3 separate regions of the Homo sapiens genome follow, and regions 2 and 3 are each linked to region 1. The links are chromatin contacts, found by Hi-C or POLR2A ChIA-PET in ENCODE. All regions are on one chromosome and are shown on one strand. Each heading gives the region's core, a stretch centred on a gene start or an enhancer-like site at or near the end of the contact. The rest is flanking DNA. Distances are from core to core; before and after follow the strand shown. Region 1 overlaps TRANK1 (tetratricopeptide repeat and ankyrin repeat containing 1). Region 2 has its middle 23 kb from the start of EPM2AIP1. Region 3 overlaps TRANK1 (tetratricopeptide repeat and ankyrin repeat containing 1).

What was found. A loop is a pair of places that touch in the nucleus more often than their neighbours do. ChIA-PET counts read pairs that join two places held with the same protein, here RNA polymerase II (POLR2A). Pooled maps may share reads with other maps.
Region 2: a loop to region 1 is called in a map with no recorded cell type, with 5 times the contacts of the local background. The contact joins two enhancer-like sites. A Hi-C loop is called at or near these places in 2 of 168 maps with a recorded cell type or tissue (endothelial cell of hepatic sinusoid and right lobe of liver), 4 of 37 single-sample maps with no recorded cell type and 9 of 50 pooled maps. POLR2A ChIA-PET finds 5 or more read pairs at or near these places in 10 of 52 experiments (AG04450, GM10248, K562 and 7 more).
Region 3: a loop to region 1 is called in a map of B cell, with 5 times the contacts of the local background. The contact joins two enhancer-like sites. A Hi-C loop is called at or near these places in 10 of 168 maps with a recorded cell type or tissue (B cell, CD4-positive, alpha-beta T cell, CD4-positive, alpha-beta memory T cell and 4 more), 35 of 37 single-sample maps with no recorded cell type and 17 of 50 pooled maps. POLR2A ChIA-PET finds 5 or more read pairs at or near these places in 21 of 52 experiments (CD4-positive, alpha-beta T cell, CD4-positive, alpha-beta memory T cell, CD8-positive, alpha-beta T cell and 14 more).

Annotation. Positions count from the first base shown.
Region 1 is chr3:36,910,760-36,914,943 of GRCh38, forward strand. The region is part of intron 1 of TRANK1 (tetratricopeptide repeat and ankyrin repeat containing 1); the gene reads right to left. Among named protein-coding and RNA genes, the nearest start is that of TRANK1, 32 kb to the right of the region's middle. RefSeq lists a silencer at 1-22 and an enhancer at 1,768-1,817. Within about 2 kb of position 1,897, at least 11 of the 41 ENCODE cell types and tissues checked have a DNase peak (open chromatin) inside an H3K27ac peak, as active enhancers do; they include B cell, CD4-positive, alpha-beta T cell, CD8-positive, alpha-beta T cell and 2 more, where a contact is called at or near this core.
Region 2 is chr3:36,967,635-36,971,818 of GRCh38, forward strand. It overlaps the pseudogene RNU6ATAC4P. Among named protein-coding and RNA genes, the nearest start is that of EPM2AIP1, 23 kb to the right of the region's middle. RefSeq lists enhancers at 2,115-2,164, 2,255-2,314. Within about 2 kb of position 2,382, at least 13 of the 41 ENCODE cell types and tissues checked have a DNase peak (open chromatin) inside an H3K27ac peak, as active enhancers do; they include OCI-LY7, where a contact is called at or near this core.
Region 3 is chr3:36,874,114-36,878,297 of GRCh38, forward strand. It overlaps TRANK1 (tetratricopeptide repeat and ankyrin repeat containing 1), which reads right to left. Exons shown (of 24, transcript NM_001329998.2): 9 at 13-183. Among named protein-coding and RNA genes, the nearest start is that of LINC02033, 54 kb to the left of the region's middle. RefSeq lists an enhancer at 2,496-2,665. Within about 2 kb of position 2,363, at least 6 of the 41 ENCODE cell types and tissues checked have a DNase peak (open chromatin) inside an H3K27ac peak, as active enhancers do; they include B cell, CD4-positive, alpha-beta T cell, CD8-positive, alpha-beta T cell and 2 more, where a contact is called at or near this core.

The DNA.
Region 1 (4,184 bases), core at 647-3,146:
AATAAAATCATGTTGCAAAAGACCCAGTGCGCTGGCTCATGCCTGTAATCCCAGCACTTTAGGAGGCTGATCAGCTGAGGCGGGCGGATCACCTGAGGCCAGGAGTTCGAGACCAGCCCGGCCAACATGGTGAAACCCCGTCTTTACTAAAACTGCAGAAATTAGCCAGGCATAGTGGTGAGCACCTGTAATCGCAGCTTCTTGGGAGACTGAGGCAGGAGAATTGCTTGAACCCGGAAGGCAGAGGTTGCAGTGAGCCAAGATCACGCCACTGCACTCCAGCCTGGGTGACAAGCGCTAACTCCATCTGGAAAAAAAAAAATCGTGTTGTAAAAGAACATTTAATGACAGAGCAAGTTAGTAAATGAAAAATACAGGCCTATACGGTTGAAAAGGCATATTGTAAAAGAACATTTAATGACAGAGCAAGTTAGTAAATGAAAAATATAGGCCTATAAGGTTGAAAAGGCATATAATCCCAAATTGTTTTAAATACATAAAATGTATTGAAAATATGCCAAAATGTTAAAAGCCACGCCTTTGGGATTTGACAGAATTTTAATTTTCTTCCTTGATTTTCTGAATTTCCAATCACTCTACGATGTACCCTCTTACTAATCAGACCATAAATGTTATCAAACAGACTCTTTAAGGGTTTAACTGAAGAATTCAAACACAAGGTATTTCCATTGTATTTACAAATACAAAAAAAAAACTCTTCATTTCAATATTATTTTTCATAGTTCTCTAGAAACCAAGTCAGCTCTTAATGTTATGTGAGCAACAACAAATGTATTCACCCACCTATGTTTCTGCTTTTTATTGATACAATCACATCAAAGGTGAAAGAAGGAATGCCAACCATACAGAAGGCTTTTTTCTTCCTAATAGGATTCATTGAGAGTTACATTCTCATTACACGGAAGAATGCTTTATATCTCTACAATAGAATACAGATGGCTCCGTTGTTGGGTCTTTAAAAAAAAGAAAAAACTGACCAACTGATGATTTATTTATAAGATGAAATTATTAAATAAAAGTGGTAATAATTTACCATAATGACAATATTCTTCATAGCTAATATCTGCTAAGTACCTACTATGTGCTTTACATCATTGTGTCTTTTCATTCTTATAAGAAGCCTCGGCCAGGCACAGTGGCTCACGCCTGTAAACCCAACATTTTGGGAGGCCGAAGCAGGCAGATTAGCTGAGGTCAGGAGTTCGAGACCAGCCTGGCCAACATGGTGAAACCCCCATCTCTACTAAAAATATACAAAAATTAGCCAGGCATGGTAGTGCATGCCTATAGCCCCAGCTACTCAGGAAGCTGAGGCACGAGAATCACTTAAGCCCAGGAGATGCAGGTTGTAGTGAGCTGAGATCAAGCCACTGCATTCCAGCCTGGGCAACAGAGTGAGACTCTGTCAAAAAAAAAAAAAAGTGCTATAAGGTCAGCGTGACTCTATCTCTATTTTGCACATAAGGAAAGTGAAGCAAAGACAGGTTAAGCCACTTACCACTTGCCACAGTCACACTGAAATTGGTAATGTGAGAATTCCAACCTAGGTGGCCTCACTTTAAGAGCCAAACTACACTCTGAAGGGCCAAGACAGAGGCTAAAAGATCAGCACCCAGTAAAATCACTAGGGTATCTTATATTTTGGCTGGCACTGAGCACTCTACCCTGCACTTTCAGTTTCGTTAATGGTGTAAAAGCTACAAAATACTTAAGGACAATTGCACAGCTGCCTGGCTGGCTTTCAGAAATTTTCACTATGTCTCTATGAGAATTCAAACTCTAGTTGTTGGAAGCTGTCACAGGCTGCTGAGCTACATATGAGGAAGAAGATGCAAGAAAAATGCAAATGCACTGAGTAGATTTTGAAACAAGCAAGTCTGAAACAGAGCAGATCCAGGTGGTTGTGGGTTTTATGACTCATTGTGTATACGTATACACATGAAGTTCTGTAACTGACATACAGGATTACAGCAAAGACTGGCAACACAGATGGCCTATGGAGGGGTTATTACTGAAATGGGCAGAGAGGATGGCTTTCCCTTCATACATTATCTGGGTACTGCTTGAATTCTTGACAACAAATTTGTTTACTTTTTTATTTTATTTTTTTGGGGTTTTTTGTTTGCTTGCTTGCTTTTTTTGTTTAGGGTTGCCAAAAGAGCCCAAAAGCAGTCAATGATCCAAGATTAACTCGGGAATGCTGGCAGTAGCAGTAGATCCAAGTTGAAGCTAGAAAGAGTATGTCTCTTTTGTGTGTGTGTGTGTGTGTGTGTGTGTGTGTGATGGAGTCTCACTCTGTCACCCAGGCTGGAGTGCAGTGGCGCAATCTTGGCTCACTGCAACCTCCATCTCTCGAATTCAAGCCATTCTCCTGCTTCAGCTTCCTGAGTAGCTGGGATTACAGGCGTGCGCCCTGTAATCCCACCATGCCCAGCTAACTTTCTATATTTAGTAGAAATAGGGTTTCCCCATGTTGGCCAGACTGGTCTCGAACTCCTGACCTCAAGTGATCCGGCCGCCTCGTGTCCCAAAGTGCTGGGATTACAGGCTTGAGCCACCATGACCGTCCTTTTCCTTCTATCTTTCTATCTATCTTTCTTTCTTGCCTGTTTGCTTGCTTGCTTGCTTGCTTGCTCACTTACTTTCTTGCTTGCTTTCTTTTTCTTGCTTTGTTTCTCTCCTCTCCTCTCCTCTCCTCTCCTCTCTTTCTTTCTCTCCTCTCCTCTCCTCTCTTTCTTTCTCTCTCTCTTAAAAGTGACTCTTTCCTCTTCCCCGCAGGAAGGGTGCCACAGACAGTCAAGGATAAAAATCCAAAGTCAGAATATATCCTGGGGACTTCAATGTGTTTTGTTTTGTTTTTTTCTTTTTTTCTTGGGGAAAGGGGTACAAATGTGGGACAAGAAGAACAGGAATTTTCTTAAGAAACTCACTCAAAATATTTCATAAGGCCCCTGGAAAAGTATGTGGTGCTGCACCCAAGTCTTCCCTACCCAGGGCATTTAAATAGGACAAGACCGGAACACCTTGCCACCACCCCCCTCAGCTGTCTCACCATCCTGCCCCCGACCAAAGCCCAGTAAAGTGGCCTGCACTAAACCTAAGGCATTACCAGTGCAACTTATCCCCTTCGCCCATCAACTTTAAGTTATTCCTCATTTATTTACAGCCTCAATTACACCCAACTACATGCACACCAAAGATGGTATTTCTAAAGCCAGTTGACGAGACCAGCTCCGAACTGTTTTTGTAAAATTTATAACCTAAAAGTCATTCTCACAGCAAAAAGTAAACACCATAAATAATTATCTACCTCCCCAATATCTAGGGTCTCTTGACTGTTTTTGGGTTTGTTTTGTTTTTGTTTTTTTTTTGAGACTGAGTCTCACTCTGTCGCCCAGGCTGGAGTGCGGTGGTGCAATTTTGGCTCACTGCAAACTCCATCTCCCGGGTTCAAGCTATTCTCCTGCCTCAGCCTCCTAAGTAGCTGGGATTACAGGCGCACGCCACCATGCCAGGCTAATTTTTGTATTTTTAGTAGAGACAGGGTTTTCACCATGTTGGCCAGGCTGGTCTTGAACTCCTGAGCTCAAGTGAGCGCTCAGGTGATCCCTCGGTCTTCCAAAGTGCTGGGATTACAGACATGAGCCACTGCACCCAGCTGGTGTCTTCCTTTTTTTTTTTTTTTTAAGTAAATTTTATTGAGGTACAATTTACATATGATAAAATTCACCCATTTTAAGTGTTCAATTCATTTAACAAAATTTATGATCATGCAACCACAACCACAGTCATGATACAGAACACCCCCAATCCCCCATCCCCAGCTCCTGGGAACATTTTTCTAGATTATTTATTTATTTATTTATTTATTTCGAGAAGGAGTTTTCACTCTTGTCACCCAGGCTGGAGTGCAATGGCGCGATCTCGGCTCACTGCAACCTCTGCCTCGTGGATTCAAGCCATTCTCTTCCCTTAGCTTCCCTAGTAGCTGCTATTACAGGTGCCCACCACCATGCCCAGCTAATTTTTGTATTTTTAGTAGAGACGGGGTTTCACCATGTTGGCCAGGCTTGTCTCCAACTCCTGACTTCAGGTGATCCACCTGCCTCAGCCTCCCAAAATGCTGGGATTACAGGCGTGAGCCACCACACCAGGCCTATTTT
Region 2 (4,184 bases), core at 1,132-3,631, 57 kb after region 1:
TTCACAATCTTAAATGTTCCTTAATTAATTAATGGAGCACACCTTCAGAGTTGGGTGGGAAAATAATTCTGCCTAGAAATCCAAACTTAGACAAGCTAGCTATCAAGACTGAGGACAAACTAAAGCCATTCTTACACCTGTAAGGATTCAGGGTTTATCTACTATTTATGCTATCTGAAGGAGACAATTGAATATGTTGGCCAGGAAACCAAGTGTGAGGAGTATGTAGAAAACAGAAGATGATAGTACTAACCCTGTTAATCTAATAAAAAGAAACCCCAGGATGACTGCTTGCAGTGGGGTTTGAAAGAAATCTATTCAAATTAAAACAGGAGGTCCATGTGCTCCAAAAAGATATTCTTTTTTTTTAAATATATATATATCTTTTATTATACTTTAAGTTCTAGGGTACATGTACACAACGTGCAGGTTTGTTACATATGCATACATGTGCCATGTTGGTGTGCTGCACCCATTAACTCCTCATTTACATTAGGTATGTCTCCTAATGCTATCCCTCCCCCCTCCCCTACCCCATAACAGGCCCCAGTGTGTGAAAAAACGATAGTTAGATGCCACGAACTAGGTGGCAATGCCTTAACCGTATGTGTGTTGTCAGGCCTGAGGGCCTCTTCCATCCTTGTCAAGGGGAGTACTAACCTTCTCCCCTTTCATACAACACAAAGATATTCTTAAGACTTCTAGAATAGACCCTGAACAATTTTAGAGTAAGGAACTAATAGATATCAGTGCTTTCATGAAGAAGGCTTTTGCTTCTCCTGATGAGGGAAAAATTATAAAAATTCTAAGACAGGAAAGTTATGATCCAAACTTGAAATAAACAAATGTGGTATGAATTTGGGCAACTGTGGTTCTTTAAGAAAAGAGAATCCACCATGCAATTTTCTTTTTCTTTTTTTTTTTTTTTTTTTTTTGAGACAGGGTCTCACTCTGTCACCCAGGCTGGAGTGCAGTGGTGATCTCAGTTCACTGCAACCTCTGCTTCCCGGGGTCAAGTGATTCTCATGCCTCAGCGTCCCAAGCAGCTGGGATTACAGGTGCCCGCCACAACACCTGGCTAATTTTTGTATTTTTTAGTAGAGACAGGATTTCACCCTGTTTGTCAGGCTGGTCTTGAACTCCCGAACTCAAGTGATCTGCCAACCTCAGCCTCCCAAAGTGCTGGGATTATAGGCGTGAGCCACCGCGCCTGGCCCATCATAGAATTTTCTAGGAATATTGTCCTTTGAGAGGTCTAGGGTGATGACATAATTATACAAGAAAACATAATGTCATAACAATTTAATATTTTTAGTAATTTTAAATTTGTGTCATCAACCTACAGACAAAGGATGGGGGTTCAGGTTTCTGAACAGAATGTAAATTTTCAACCTCAACAATGTAAATATCAAAGTGAAGCTCACAGAAACCAGAAGGTAGAAGTAGGAAAAGAGATGGAGGCAAGGGTAGGGGAAAAAAGTCAAGAGACGTTAGTGAAAATTGACAGAATTAAAAACAAATAGTTTAAGAACAGAATCTAAATGTATAAAAGTAACCAATGGAAAGAAAACCAATGATACAACAAAAGTCATGGTAAAAAGAAGAAAAGGAGAAATGGGGTGGTATTAATTAGTTAAATCCTTATTAATCATAAGCAATAAGTAGACAATGCCTACAGTTGATAAATTAAGAATTAGCAATATACAGAAATATATATGAAACCAAAATAACTAATGAAAGAAAAGGAGGCTGGGCACGGTGGCTCAGGCCTGTAATCCCAGCACTTTGGGAGGCAGAGGCAGGCAGATCATTTGAGTCCCGGAGTTTGAGACCAGCCTAAGCAACGTAGTGAGACCTCATCGCTACAAAAAAACAGAAAAATTAGCTGGGTGTGGTGGTGTATGCCTGTATTCCCAGCTACTTCAGAGGCTGAGGCAGGAGAATCAGTTGAGCCCAGAAGGTGGAAGCTACAGTGAGCCAACAGAGTGAGACCATCTCAAAAAAAATTTAAAAAAATGAAGAAGGAAGGAAGGAAGAGAGGGAGGGAGGGAGCGTGGGCGGGGGGGGGGGGGTGGAGGAGGAGGAGAGAAGGAGTGGGAGGAGTGGAGAAGGAGGGGGAGGAGGAGAAGGATAAAAGGTTACAAGTGGTTGTTACTAGGAATGGGGGAGAAGAGAAGTGGGTAATGGCACTGAAGCTTTTTATTATGTCTTTCAGCATTCTCTGATTGTTCTTAAACCATCAACAGATCTCAGTATGTAGACTAAAAGGGAATATTTGGTGAAGAGATCTTCTTTCACTATTGTACACTTGCTATGGACATGTCCATGCCTGCTGCCTGGCAGGCACCATTCATTAAGTAGGCCCCTGTTGCCAAGGAAACCAGCTCTTCACTGATACCAAAGATAATGCAGAGGCCTGCCGCTCACCAAGCAACCTTCCTCATGAGCTATGCCCCCACCTTCCTGAACTGTCTCTTGCTCCTGTTTGATACTGTCATGCTGCACGAAGCTTACACTTGCTATCTCTCACTTCCCTCTTAGTCATCTGTGATGCTGGCTAAGGGAGCTAGGCCAGTCAGCAGTGACCTGTTGCCCTTGGTTTATTATAAGCAAACTGTTCACAAGAAATGAACTTCTGTTGTTTTATAAATGATATGCATCACAGAACACAGAATAATATCAAAACCACATTAGTTTTTTCATACTTGCTTCATTGACCCCAGGGGAAGAGGGGAGAGCAGGGAGAGGACTTTCTCTTTTTTTAAATACTAATTATATTGAGGTATAAAGAACATATAGTAAGTTCACAGACCTTAAGTATACAGTTTGATGAGTTTTGGCAAATATGTATACCTGTGGAACCAACACCTCAGTCAAGATATAAATACTTACATCAGCCGGGCGCAGTGGCTCATGCCCGTAATCCTAGCACTTTGGGAGGCCAAGGCAGGTGGATCATGAGGTCAGGAGATCGAGACCATCCTGGCTGTCCACTAAAAATACAAAAAATTAGCCAGGCATGGTGGCACATGCCTGTTGTCCCAGCTACTCAGGAGGTTGAGGCAGGAAAATCGCTTGAACCCGGGAGGCAGAGGTTGCATTGAGCCGAGATAGCACCACTGCACTCCAGCCTGGGCAACAGAGAGAGACTCCGTCTCAAAAAAACAAAAAACAACAAAAAAAACCATACATCGACCCAGAAAGTTCCTTCTGTCAGTAGCAGTTCACCCCCCCATGCCCCCAACCCTTGGCCTCCCTGCCTTCCCATCTCCACTCCCAACCCTCACTGCTCTGATTCTATCACCATTGTTTTGATTCTTCTGCTGTTGATCTTCATAAAACCAGTATATTTCCTTTTGTGTCTGGTTTATTTTCCTCAGAATAATGTTTTTAACATTTATCCATATTGTTATGTGTATCAGTCGTTTCTTCCAGATTAGTACTCTATTGTATGGATAGAGCCTATTTTGTTTACCCATTTCCTGTTGACAGACATTTGGTTTGTTCCCAGTTTTGGATTATAATGAATAAAGCTGCTATGAACATTCTTGAACGATGAACATTTTTGTGGACATATGTTTTGATTTTTTTGTGTAAATACCTAGGAGTGAAATTATTGAGGTATGGTATAGGTTTATGCTTAATTTTATAGAGTACTTAAACTTGATTCTTTTATTTAAAATTGTGATAAAATACACATAACATAAAATGAACCGTCTTAACTGTTTTTAACTGTACAGTGCAGTGGTACGAAGCACATTCACATTGTTGCACAACCATCACCACCATCCATCTGCAGAATTATTTTTATCTTGCAAAACTGGAACTCTGAACCAGGTGCGGTGGCTCACGACTGTAATCTCAGCACTTTGAGAGGCCGAAGCAGGAGGATCGCTTCAGCCCAGGAGTTTGAGACCAGCTGGGGCAATATAGTGAGACACCGTCTCTATAAAAACAAAATAAAAATAGACCAGGCGCGATGGCTCATGCCTGTAATCCCAGCACTTTGGGAGGCCATGGTGGGCAGATTGCCTGAGCTCAGGAGTTCAAGACCAGCCTGCCCAACATGGTGAAACCCCATCTGTACTAAAAATACAAAAAATTACCTGGGCATGGTGGCGCGCACCTGTAGTCCCGGTTACTCTGGAGGCTGCAGCAGGAGAATCGTTTGAACCTGGGAGGCG
Region 3 (4,184 bases), core at 1,113-3,612, 36 kb before region 1:
TGGAAGCTGTACCTGATAGGTCCTTAGAACACGTAGCTAGCTTTTCTAAGTGACTGTTGATTTTCTCGATGGCTTTGAAGTTCTTATTCCTCTTCAGGACATCCACAACAGACCGAGACTGTCGATCCAGCAAAGTGGGATCTGCCCCAAAGCGCAGGAGCATCTGCACATCCTCTGTTTGTCCTAGGGCAGGCCAAAATGAGAAGGGGTGTTTGTCATGGTTCCTTCCATAAGATGTCCCCATGAGTGCTCTTCTTCTCAGTCTCCTCCCAAGCAGCCCAGGGCAAGAGGACTAGGGTCTTCTGTTTGTGGAGCCTGCACTGCTAGCCTCAGGTAGTCCACTCAACTCCCTGAAGCAAGGAGTTCTTTGTGGAGTGGGAAGGACAATAGCTTTCAAGAGGTTCAGAAGTGCGCTCCTCTCTACCTTTCTCCCCTCTCCTTGGTAACAAGCAAGGAGAGGGGGAATCTGGTTACTAAGCAACAGTTACAGCTGTAAGGATAACATCAAGCTGTGACTTCAGATTTCTTTATTCCCTAGAGAGGAAACAAAATATTCTTCCAGGAGAAAAGTCTGCCTGGAGACAGGACATGAAAGCGGTGATTGCTTTGGCATCAGGGGCTGTTTTGTTGTCACTGTTACCACCCTCCTAGCCCCAACTCCCTGGATGCCAACTCCATTTGCTGCTCTGATGTATCCATTTGCCAAGCATCAACGTATGTCTGTGGTCACAGATGCAACTGTTTGCGGAATGAAACAGGTATATCCCTGGGGGTACACAAAGACTTAAATGGGCACAGAGAGTTAAATGACTCAATGCCTAATCTCCAAATTCCATATGTAAGCTTTCCTAAAATTCACCTCCTGAGAAGGCAACTGCACTTCTCCCACTTTACCAAAAAAAAAAAAAAAGAATTAAGTCATATTTCCCACCCATCGAGAATCTCACTGTGGTAGGCAGAATTCTAAGCCCCCAAGATTTCTGACCTGCTGTGCATCCACACTTTTTCCCAGTTATTCAATCAAATACTAGCCTAGGTGCTGCTGTGATGAAATTTTGCAAATGAAACAAAGGTCCCAAATCAGTTTATCTTAATATAGGGAGATTATCCAGAGAGGCCTGACCTAATCACATGAGTCCTAACAGTCAAAGTTCTAGAGGTCAGAGATTCAGAGTATGAGAGGGATTTGATGCACAAGAAATTCTCCTCTGCTGGTTTTGAAGATACAAGAGGCAGGACAAGGAATGTGTGTGGCCTGCAGAAGTCAAGAGCAGCCTCTGGCTAATAACCGGCAGAGAAACTGGGATCTCAATCCAACAATGGCAAAGAACTGGATTCTTCCACAACCATGTGAGCTTAAAAGCAGGCCCAGAACTCCAGATGAGAACATAGCCAAAGCCAACACCTTCAGCCTTGCAAGACACTGAGCAGAAAACTCAGTCACATCATGTCACTCTACTGACGTATAATAAATGGGTGTTGTTTCAAGCCACTAAGTGTATGGTGACACAGCATAACTATAGTATACTGCCCCAAAGGGGGTAAAAACTCCTAACCTCCAGGGTATCAACCCAAAGGACAATTAAAACTAACTGATACCTGCAAAACGTCTTTTAAAAGGCACTACATAATCCATCCCCTACCTACTTCCCCCCAGAATTTTATTTTTATGTTTAACAATTATAGAAATTTCACTATATTTATGTTGTTTTGATAAGCTCCATATTGATAATTAGGAATAATTCAATCCAGAAAAAAAGTAACGCTTAGAGCCTTACAATCACAGAAATGTTGGGAGGACGTCATTTCCATTCTATTAAATACAAGTAAAGAAGTGAAATAACAGTTTTATTTTAAAATATCCATGTGTACAAAATTATACAAAATTCCAGATGTCAACTTAAATACATGCAGAGAGGTACACAGGTTTTCAAAATTCTTTAAGGGGGGATAAGGAAGCAAAATTTGAAAACCACCAACAAATAAGACTTATTTTTTTGTCTGGTCAGTATCCATTCTCCCTTTTTCTGAGAACCACCCAGTTTTCCTTTGAGACAGCACCTCCTCTCTCTCAGCCTTACCAGATTTGATGGTGTGAACACCAGACCGACTGACACACACCCCTGTGACAACCACATTCTCTACCATTTCACCAACGCCCAGGTCCAGGGGCTAACACTTAACCAGGATCTGGCCATTCAAATCATTCTGTTCTTCTAGCTCTGTCCCATACCCTCTTCCAGAGGCTAAATCCTGGCCAGGGCCTTGCCAATCAGATCATTCCATTCTTCTGGCTCTAGTGACTGATTGGTTCATAGGGAGGACATGTGACCAAAGTCAGGTCACTAAGACACACTAGGAGCTATTGGGAGGAGGTATCCTCTTTGACTGAGATTGACAAATTGGCAGAAAGTAAGCCTGAAGGTTCTGGTGGCCTTAACTGAAAGACAGCCTGTCTGAAAACGAAACTAACAGAAAGAAGAAATAACCACAAACCGCTACAGATGAAAACAAACAAACCTAACAACTCTCCCAACACCACTTTCAAAATGAACATATCAAACTTGATTTTCATTAGAACATAGTTATTTCTTCACACAACGGAGTAAAAGGCAAGACAGACTCATGAAGACAGCTTTGAAGCAAGCACCTGAACCAAACTCTGGAGTCTTCAGTCGCATGAGACAATAAATTCTCTTTCCTGCCTAAACCAGTTTGAGTGTAGCTTCTAACCAAGACAGATGTAATGATCCAACCTCACTCCTTCAATTTCAGGAGCTAACCATATCTAGACGGGTTCTGCTGCTGCCCAGCTCTGGTGAGTTCCTGAGCCTCTGAAATCTCTATGTACCAGAGCCAATGAGACCATTGTAACAACAAGCACCCACCAAATTACAAACAAAGCTGAAGATTTCTAAGGCCCAACTGACACTGCAATTTTTTCAAATGGGTTTAAAATTTAGGCCAACTTAAATAATCTGGAAAGTTCTTGATTCTCTATGTACCAAACAATACTTAAGAAGGAGATAATAAACCCAGTGTTCAGGCAACATTTCTGGGGTTTAAGTTAGCAATAGCTTTCAAAATCCAAATGCATACCAATAAGCTAGCACATCTTAAACATATACGCTTTTACTTGTACATCATAAAATATTTGCAGAAAAAAATGTAAGATATTAGTAACACTCATTCCTTGCTGCCTAATGGACAGAGTAGAATAGACTCTTGATGTATACATTTTGTACCTTTTGATTTTTTAATATATTTAAAATTTAAATAAAATTAAAATGTATCCAAATAAATAACATGTACAGTTCCTTCAAACAAGAAATTTCTTAACAAGGAAATCATCCTATAGATGCAACCCCACTGATTCACAAACATGTATGTAAAAGAATGGTCTCCAAGCCTTGTTTTCAATTGCAAAATGAACTAAAATACATTTAACCATCTATTAGTATGAGTTGTTAAAAAAATGAAACTGCCATGCAGATACTATTAGGGAAAGATGACTAAGATACATTGTTCAGTGAAGAAAGCAAGTTGCTGAACAGAATGTACAGTGTACCTACATTTATATTTAAAAGGGAAAAAACTGGCATTATACATATACATTACTAGCAAGACTGACAAAAAAAGTTTTAGTAGTTGATTTTGTAGAAAGAGATTTACTTTTTATCACATTCTTTGAAAGTGTCTGAATTTTTTAAAGGAATACAAAACTATTTATTGACCATCGTTCACCAGTATTTTAAATAATAAACAATATACAGTTGGATAACATTCTGATTAATACAAAGTTGTTTTTCCTGGCTTCTGCTGAACCAGTAAAACAAATACTGAAAAGACTAAGCCTACATGTAAGGAATAAGTTGAGGTAAAGAAAAAACATGCGAGTCAATAGTTTAGATCAGGGGTCCCCAACCCCCCAGGTGCTGGTCTGTGGCCTGTTAGGAAGCGGGCCTCACAGTAGGAGGTGTGCAGAGGACAGCGAGCATCACTGCCTGAGCTCCGCCTCCTGTCAGATAAGCAGCAGCATTAGATTCTTATAGGAGTGCAACCCTGTTGTGAACTACGCATGTGAGGGATCTAGGGTCTATGTTGCCACTCTTGAGAATCTAACTAATGCCTGGCAATCTCAGGTGGAACAGTTTCAGCCCAAAACCATCCTCTTCTCCCACCCC